2 separate regions of the Homo sapiens genome follow, and region 2 is linked to region 1. Evidence: chromatin contacts called from ENCODE Hi-C or POLR2A ChIA-PET data. All regions are on one chromosome and are shown on one strand. The core of a region is the stretch at or near the end of the contact, and the rest is flanking DNA. Distances in the headings are between cores, read along the strand shown.

Region 1 (4,403 bases), core at 1,284-3,783:
GAGGCACCTGAAGGGAATCTATGCAGAGAGGTCTAGCAAAAAGAAAAGGTTGTTGGGGAGGGGCAGATACATATAGACCTGAACATTAGAAGAGATGGCTAGATTCAAGATATAGATTTATGAGGCATCTATATTAATAGTTGTCTCAACTGTTTTCTCAGAAGACATTAATTTTCTGACATAAATCAAAGAATATAAATTGGAAATATGAATCTCTACACCCTTCTTGAAATATAAACATAATATAAATATCCACATAAATGGCTCAGTACAATGCAATCATGAGTTAGCTACCAGTGCCATATAAAATGTAGAGCAGAAATGGATTAGAAAGGAGAATGCCTTCTTGTATGCTTAGATAATTTTCTTATTTCAGTTGATTTAGATGTCTGTTTGTACTCTGGTTGCTTAGTCTTTAAAGTGATTTTATAGGGAAGCAAACAGTTACAGCAATCAACTCATGAAAGACATAAATTCACTGAGCTACAGAAATAAAATGAAATCTGCATTGCTTTTTCCACTGACCGACATTCTTCCTCTTTACTTAAACTTCTGATTGTCAAGGCTTAATTCTGTGTTTTATTGCTAAAATTTCTAAGTACTTAACAAATATGATGAGAACCACATCACTAACCTGCCATCTTAAGCAAATCTTTAAAAATATATTTTTTAGTTATTTGACAATTCTGTAAGCAAAGGCTAAGAATGTGCTCCAAAGACAGAATAGGAGCTTTATTTGCTATTTTCCAAGTTTAAGATGTTCATCCATCTGGCAGAGCAGCTAGACAATACATCAGCCAAGAACATCTCTCTGGCTTGAAATAGTTCTGGCTCTCAAAGAGGATTTGACTGAGGGAAAGGCAACATCTTTAGTTGCTCTAAGGCTGAACTCTTCTAATATTTCCCCCCAATGCCTTCTCCAAGCCTTGGCTCCATCCACTAACTTGGTTTCCATAGGAATAGACAGAGCTATCAAGTGGCACGGAGTCAAACAGCACAAATGAGAGAAGGAGAAAATGTTACTGTCAAAAAAAGGCTTTTCTCTATGAGAGGAAATTATGGAAAGGTATTCTTGACTCTGAGGCTTCCTTATCCAATGCCAGATTTTTCAGGTGCTCTTCCTGACTAATATAGCCTATTTTATTTAGATTATTATGAAAATTAATGCCTTCATTGGAGAGCCTTTTATATATAGGAAACTAACCAAAAATAAATATTGAAAAAAGTTATAAAATGCTGGGATGCTTATTTCCACAAGGATAATTCTGTTGTGCTTGTGAGGTACTCTGATTTATTTAGAGTGGTGCTTTAAATTGGTACAACCTTTTAGGATGATTATAAAGTATATTTGGTTTCTCACAGTTGGTATTTTATTTAAGGACAACATTTTTTTTTTGTCTTAAACTCTAGCAAAAGAAGTTCTCAAACTCTAGCATGCATCAAGATCGTCTGGAGGGCTTGAAAACACATAGGCCCTCCCGCAGAGTTTGTCATTCACTGGTGTAGGGGCCAAGAATCTGCATTTTGTAGCAAGTTTCTGGGAAGTGCTGCTGCTGCTGGTCTAGAATCCTAAACTTTGAGAACCACTGTTGAAACAAAGAACCTAATCTAGGAGTTCTCAATCCTTAGGAGCTTAAAAAAAAAGTCTGTTCCCATCCTAGATCAACAAAATCAGAATTTCTGGGACTTTGGAATTAATATTTCTTAAATTTTCGGTAGGTGATTCAAAAATGCAACCGGGATTGAGAAGCACTGACCTAATTAAACCATTCATTCAACATTCAATGGTTATTTTTGATGTAATTACTCTGTATCAGACTCCATGCTAAGAGTTGGGGAAGCTTTATACAGATGTACGCTTGTATGCAATGCAAAATTATAAGCAAGGAAGGGTAAATGCACAAAAAGGATACAAAAACAGAACACAAAGACAGGATAGATGATGTACTTAAAAGTCATTCCTTGTGACTTCCCCAAGATGTCCTTGTGAAGAGGGGAAGGGGTTAGAACAGAATGACTTCATGAAAGAGATGGCAGTTGAACAGGATCTTAACTTAGGATTACTAACACTTTGACACTCCTCAATGTCTCCATCTTGTTCCTGCTCCCAATTTCTTTGATATGGAGGGCAATAAGTATTTTCTGAATTTTATGTAAAGTGCTATATAAAGACAGCTTCAAATCTTACTCCCACTCCTTCCAATCAATTTGTCCCCATAAGCTCCTCCTATATGCATATTCTGAAGCCAACATTAGTAAGTTGTGTATATCATGTCTCTTGGATCCACTTATTACATGCTCCAATAACCCCCACACTATCCCTCCCTTTGACCGTAATAGAAAGTGAAACCATATGCAATGCTATTCACTGCTGTCATACAATGAGATCAGTTCTATGATAGAGGTAAGGACACACGGTAGTAAGAACTCTGTAGAGGGGCACCTAACCCAGCCTTGAGGGGTCAGTAGAAGCTTATTGGAGAAAACAGTGCCTGAGCTGCATGTTGAAAGTATATGCAATTAAGCCAGCTTAAAGTAGGAAGGAAGCTGAATGTGCGACGGCATTGTGTGTGGAGGATGAAAAAGAGGTGACTAGAATGAAAGCTTTAAAAACACAGTATGTCTGAGGATAGAGTAGAACTGGAGACACAGGACACTGAAGCCCAAAAGATAAGCAAGAACTCGATGACGAAAAGTGCAGGGTCAAGGAGTTTGGGCTTTTCCTTTCAGTCTTCTGAAGCAGTACTGAAGGATTTTTTTTTTTTTTTTTTTTTTTTTTGAGACGGAGTCTCGTTCTGTTGCCCAGGCTGGAGTGCAGTGGCGCGATCTCGGCTCACTGCAAGCTCTGCCTTCCAGGTTCATGCCATTCTTCTGCCTCAGCCTCCTGAGTAGCTGGGACTACAGGCGCCCACCACCACGCCCGGCTAATTTTTTGTATTTTTAGTAGAGACAGGGTTTCACTGTGTTAGCCAGGATGGTCTCGATCTCCTGACCTTGTGATCCTCCCGCCTTGGCCTCCCAAAGTGCTGGGATTACAGGCATGAGCCACTGCACCCGGCCAGTACTGAAGGATTTAAGTAAGGGAGGGACATGAGAGAGGTCTCAGCCAGAACACTCCCACACCCAAAGGCAAATCACTGAATTTTTCCTAGCCTCTGTTTCCTCCCACATGAAAAATAAGGAGGGTGGATTCTGATCTAAAGCCCACCCAGCTTAATGTCCTTTGACTCTATGATTCTAATTCTAAAAGGCAGAAGACCTGCTCCCTATAGCTACTTCAAAACTAAATGTTTTTTATTCTAACTGACTCAACAATGACTTAATTTCTAATAATTTTTATTTTCCTTAACCACAGGGTAACAGTTTTTACATCCATTTCCTTTTTCCCAATACTGCACAAGTAATTCATTTTCCTAGCATATTGATGTTCGCTTTAGGGGATCCAAAAATGCTACTCCATGGGGAGGCAGTACGGTGTAATAAAATGAGAATGGATTTTGGAACCAGTCAGATCTGGGCACTTCATTGGCTATATTATTAATAACTGTGAGCAAGTTACTTCTCAAAGCCTCAGATTTCCCATTGGTAAAAAAGAAAAAAAAGTGACCAGTGCACAGCGAGTACTCAACAAATATTGGTTTCTTTCTCAGATACCATCATTGCTCTCCTCTCATCATAAAAGTAGTATCTGTAAACAAAACAGCTTTCATTTGCTCCTAATGTTCTCATTGTTTGATGTCCATGATAATCTGTGTAGCCTGTTCTTCTTACTGACCCTGACCAGCCTTCTCAGTGACACTGCAAGCAAAGTTATTAAAACATCATATTTTAATATTAAACTCAGAAGCTAAATGCAACAAATTTTGTTTAACTCCTGGTTCCTTTGAAGCACCCCAAGTCTTGTAGGCTCCATCTTTAGTTTTCCAACAATGTACCTTAGTTTTATTGATCCTAGCATGCAGTTTAGAAAAATCAATTCACCTACTCTGCGAAGATGTGTGCCTTTGGGGGACCTGTTTCAAACAACTGATTGAATCCATCTTTTGCCTTCTCTACTTCAGTTCCACACTATGGATGGGATTTCTTAGATGGTGGGAAAAGACAAATATACAGACAAATGTGTAAGTAAATTCGATTATACTAAAAAACCTTTAATGAACCTCATTCAGACCATGCATTAAAGGGTTTAATCAAATGCTGACCATAACTAGTAATCTGACTTAGTAACTATTATCCATTTTCAAAATGGTAGCCTAAATCCTCACAGTGAGTGCTTGAATTCAAAATTGTATCTTCTAGTTTCAAATTTAGCCATCTTTAAAAAATTATATCAAAACATACCTCCATCTGCAAGTCAATCCCTGAACTCTATACTGCTCTTCATCTGTCTGCCACCATTTTAG
Region 2 (4,403 bases), core at 693-3,192, 200 kb before region 1:
CCCAAAGTGCTGGGATTACAGGCATGAGCCACCACATCCGGCCTCAAATTTTCTGTACTTGAAAATTCTATACTTTAGATACTTGAAATTACCTTTCAAGTATCTATAGAATGGCATGATAAGGGGGACCTCACAGCTCCCCTTTATTGTGCCATTCTATACTTTAGACACTTGAAAAGTAACTTTCCCAGACTCCTGTTGAGAGGTCAACTTGATAAAATTCCTGTCAATGAGTAGCAGGCGGGTATTCCCTTAGGCTCCTTTTCTTGAATGAAAATATAAAACTTCACAAGAAGATGACTTTTGGCTTTTCTTATCTAGTACATGCACACAATTCCTCGAGAAGCAGCAATCATCTTATGACCACAAGGACAAAAGTCACATGCTGGGAGTGGTAAACTGAAAGATAGAAGGACCCTAAGCGCCTGAGAGCATTGTTGAGCTGAGCTGCCATGCACTCCCGCTGTGCGCTGCCTGCTCCTGGGCTTCTTTCCTCTCCTTTTCTTTGTGTGGTAAAATATACATAAAATTTACCATTTTAACCATTTTTTGGTTTTGTTTTGGTTTTGAGGTCTTGCTCTGTCGCCCAGGCTGGAGTGCAGTGGCGCGATCTCGGCTGACTGCAACCTCTGCCTTCCGCGTTCAAGCGATTCTCTTGCCTCAGCCTCCTGAGTAGCTGGGATTACAGGTGCGCGCCACCACGCCCAGCCAATTTTTGTATTTTTAGTAGAGACGGGGTTCCACCACGTTGGTCAGGCTGGTTTCGAACTCCTGACCTCGTGATCCACCCGCCTCGGCCTCCCAAAGTGCTGGGATTACAGGCGTGAGCCACTGCGCCCGGCCCATTTTAACCATTTTTAAGTGTACAGTTCAGTGGCATTAAGTGCATTCACATGGCTGTGCAACCATTTTCACCATCCATCCAGACGTTTTCATCATCCTCAACTCTGCACCTGTTAAACACTAACTCCTCATTTCTGCCCTACCTGCAGCCTCAGGTAACCATTATTCTATTCATCTGTCTTTGTGTATAATATTTGACTATTCCAGATACTTCATGTAACTGGAATCATACAACATGTGTTCTTTTGTGTATGTTTTTTTTCACTTAGCATAGTGTCTTCAAGGTTTGTCCATGTTGTAACTTGCATCAGAATTTCACTCTTTTTAAAGGCTGAATAAGGTTCCGTATATACCACATTTTGTTTATCATTTATACGGGGACATTTGATTTGTTTCCCCCGGGCTTTTGTTTGTTTGTTTTGTTTTTTCAGGGTTTTACTCTGTTGCCCAGGCTGGAGGGCAGTGGGGCGATCACTGCTCGCTGCAGCCTCAACCTCCCAGGCTCAAGCGATCCTCCAACCTCATGATAATGGTTATAATAGCACTTGCCATTTACTGGGCTTTTTCTGCGTACCAGGCAGTGCGCTAAGCCCTTGATACATACGACGTCATTTAATCTTCACAAAATCCCTGTGATGCACACAACTACAATCAACTACATTTGATACAGGTAGCGATTGAAACTTGGACAGATAACTTGCCCAAGGCCACACACAGTCACACCAGACACTGGAATCTGGATCTGTCTCACTGCAAAGCAGCAATTCTTGACCACTAAAGTAATTGAAAAAAAAAAAAAGCAAAATCAATAGACTCGATGTGAGCAGTAAAAGACGCATCGTGTGTAAACTAAGGTCAGTCTCTGACGGGTTCTCTTTGAGTACCCCCGGGACACCCACTAAACGGCCCCAAGAGCGCTAACCCCACAGAGCCCTAGAGGTTTTCCTGCTCCTATCCCATCCACGTTTTCCTCGTCACTGCAGTCTAAGCTTCGCGAGCTCCTCCCCTTCTTCGCCACTGGCTCCTCCTACGCAAGCGCACTGTGACCCGGAACTTGACTACCGTTCAGCGTGTCTCCCAGAGCTGCTGCGCTGGAGCTGAGGGAGCGCGCAGAGCGGGGCGGTTGGGCGGGGCCTCTGTGTAAGCTGCGGGGCTTCGCGGGCTTTGGGTTGGGGAATGAATGGCGTGGACCGTACTTGTCAAATGGAAGGAGTCGCAAAAATTTCGATTGCACAAGTGTTTCATCCATCCCTCCATTTACTCCAGAAGTCTGTACAATGTCAATGACTGCTGTGTGCTGGCACCCACCTGGCACAACGACTGTGCTCCCTGCGTACCCGCACTTGATGGATACAGCAGTTCATGAAGGAAATGGGGACTAGGGGATGTGAAAGATGTTCCTGGAACCTCCCTCCTTGCTCACAGCCCCCATTTCCCTATCCCCTCACCCCACCACCAAAATTCATATAGGAGATGTCGGTATCTAGCAGGAATGGCACCAGGTTGTCTCTAGGGTTACCATTCCATGCTCCTCTGTTATCCAGAGGACCCGTACTTACCCCATGCGCATTCATCTGAGGGTCATGTAATGGCCTTTTTTAGTGTCAATGTCCTCCTAAGACTGTATGATCTAGGATGGTAGAGACAAGGTCTTGCTCACACTTGAGTCCCCTGACAGTTGAATACCCAGATCCTAACGCAGAGTTTGGCCCAGGTAAGATTCAGATTTACCTCAATATAAGAAACACAAATGAGCAGCTACTCTGTACAGTAGGCTATGTGATATATAGCATACAAAAATAGGCTAAGTCCGCTTTCTAGGAGCTCACAGTCTAGGAGGGTTGGAACGCTTTTCATAAGATAAGGTGAGGAAAGGGGGCACTCAACAAAGGAGCAAATAGCTAGGGATGGGGACTGTCGAAGGCAGACCATTGATCCTTAACGCTGGTCCCCAGGGACAGAGAAAGAGAAAAGGGAGTGGGGGAGGGAGGGGAAGAAAAGTAGTAATTTTGTTTTGCTTGCTTATTTGTATTTTTGTGCCAAACTATTTTTTTTCTATTATGTTTTCTCAAAAGTTGAATATTTTCTCACATCTGCAGCAACCTGGGCCATTATTGCATAAATTCCTCTTTCCTCAATGTCTGCTTCATGTCAGTCCTCTAACCTCTCTCTCCCAGTTCTTCCTCCTGACACCTACCACTCCTCTGATTGCTTAACAAGTGTTAAATTGTAGAAATGGTTTCTGTTCTCATTGTTCAGCTTCACAACCACTTTATTTCTAGAACATATGGTCTCTAACTCATTAAGAAATAGCCGAACTGACCGGGTGCGGTGGCTCACGCCTGTAATTCTGGCACTTTGGGAGGCCGAGTCGGGCGGATCACGAGGTCAGGAGATCGAGACCATCCTAGCTAACACGGTGAAACCCTGTTTCACAGGCTAAAATACAAAAAATTAGCCGGGCGTGGTGGCGGGCGCCTGTAGTCCCAGCTACTCGGGAGGCTGAGACAGGAGCATGGCGTGAACCTGGGAGGCAGTACTTGCAGTGAGCCGAGATCACGCCACTGCAATCCAGCCTGGGCGACGGAGCAAGACTCTGTCTGAAAAAAAAAAAAAAAGAAAAGAAATAGCCAACTATCTATCTATATACACCATTTTATAATTTCCCAATTCCAAAAAGCTTTTCATTTATCCAGTTTTTTGTTTTTGCTTTTTTTTTTTTTTTTTTTTGAGACAGAGTCTTGCTCTGTTGCCCAGTGCAGTGGCATGATCTCACCTCACTGCAACCTCCACCTCCCGGGTTCAAGCGATTCTCCTGCCTCAGCCTCCTGAGTAGCTGGGATTACAGGCACGTGCCACCACACCCAGCTGATTTTTGTATTTTTAGTAGAAATGGGGTTTCACCATGTTGGCCAAGCTGGTCTCAAACTCCTGACCTTAGATGATCCACCTGCCTTGGCCTCCCAAAGTGCTGGGATTACAGGCATGAGCCACCGTGTCCGGCTCCATCCATCCAGTTTTATAAGCAAGCATAGTAATCTGGTAGATTTATTTGACACTATCCCCACCCTTACATTCTCATATCCAATATATTATCAAGTTTTGTCAATGTTATGTCCCGCACATTTCTCAAACCTGTCTGTGTCACACCATCTCTACCAGCACCTTAATCCAAACTTTTACCTGGATTAATACTATACTCACCTCAATTTCATTTTTGTTTGTCTGCCAATCCATTCTCCCCAGAGCAGAATAATAATATTCTTAATATGCAAATCTAATCTGCCATTTGATCCTAACACCTGTCAATGATTTACTTTCATTTCAAGGTTAAAGACCAAAATCCTTAGTGGGACCTACAATATTGCCCTGCCAAAATCTTCACTCTATTTTACTTTGTTCTATCCACTTTGTCTTTCTGTCTTACCCACTGGCCTTCTTTCAGTTCCTTAAAAACACCCTTCTACCACAGGGACTTTGCACATACTATTCCCCCTACTTCATGTATTATTTTCCTTGTTCTTCATATTCTTAGCAACTACACATCCTCTAGGTCTCAG

What was found. Hi-C counts contacts between places; a loop is a spot of excess contacts on that map. ChIA-PET counts read pairs that join two places held with the same protein, here RNA polymerase II (POLR2A). Pooled maps may share reads with other maps.
Region 2: a loop to region 1 is called in a pooled map, with 2.0 times the contacts of the local background. The contact joins two enhancer-like sites. A Hi-C loop is called at or near these places in 2 of 50 pooled maps. POLR2A ChIA-PET finds 5 or more read pairs at or near these places in 3 of 52 experiments (CD8-positive, alpha-beta memory T cell, WTC11 and activated T-cell).

The regions. Positions count from the first base shown.
Region 1 is chr9:100,208,146-100,212,548 of GRCh38, reverse strand. The region is part of intron 3 of INVS (inversin); the gene reads right to left. Among named protein-coding and RNA genes, the nearest start is that of INVS, 110 kb to the right of the region's middle. RefSeq lists an enhancer at 2,460-2,509. Within about 2 kb of position 2,533, at least 4 of the 41 ENCODE cell types and tissues checked have a DNase peak (open chromatin) inside an H3K27ac peak, as active enhancers do.
Region 2 is chr9:100,409,275-100,413,677 of GRCh38, reverse strand. No RefSeq gene overlaps it. Among named protein-coding and RNA genes, the nearest start is that of MSANTD3, 16 kb to the left of the region's middle. RefSeq lists a silencer at 1,957-2,046. Within about 2 kb of position 1,942, at least 9 of the 41 ENCODE cell types and tissues checked have a DNase peak (open chromatin) inside an H3K27ac peak, as active enhancers do.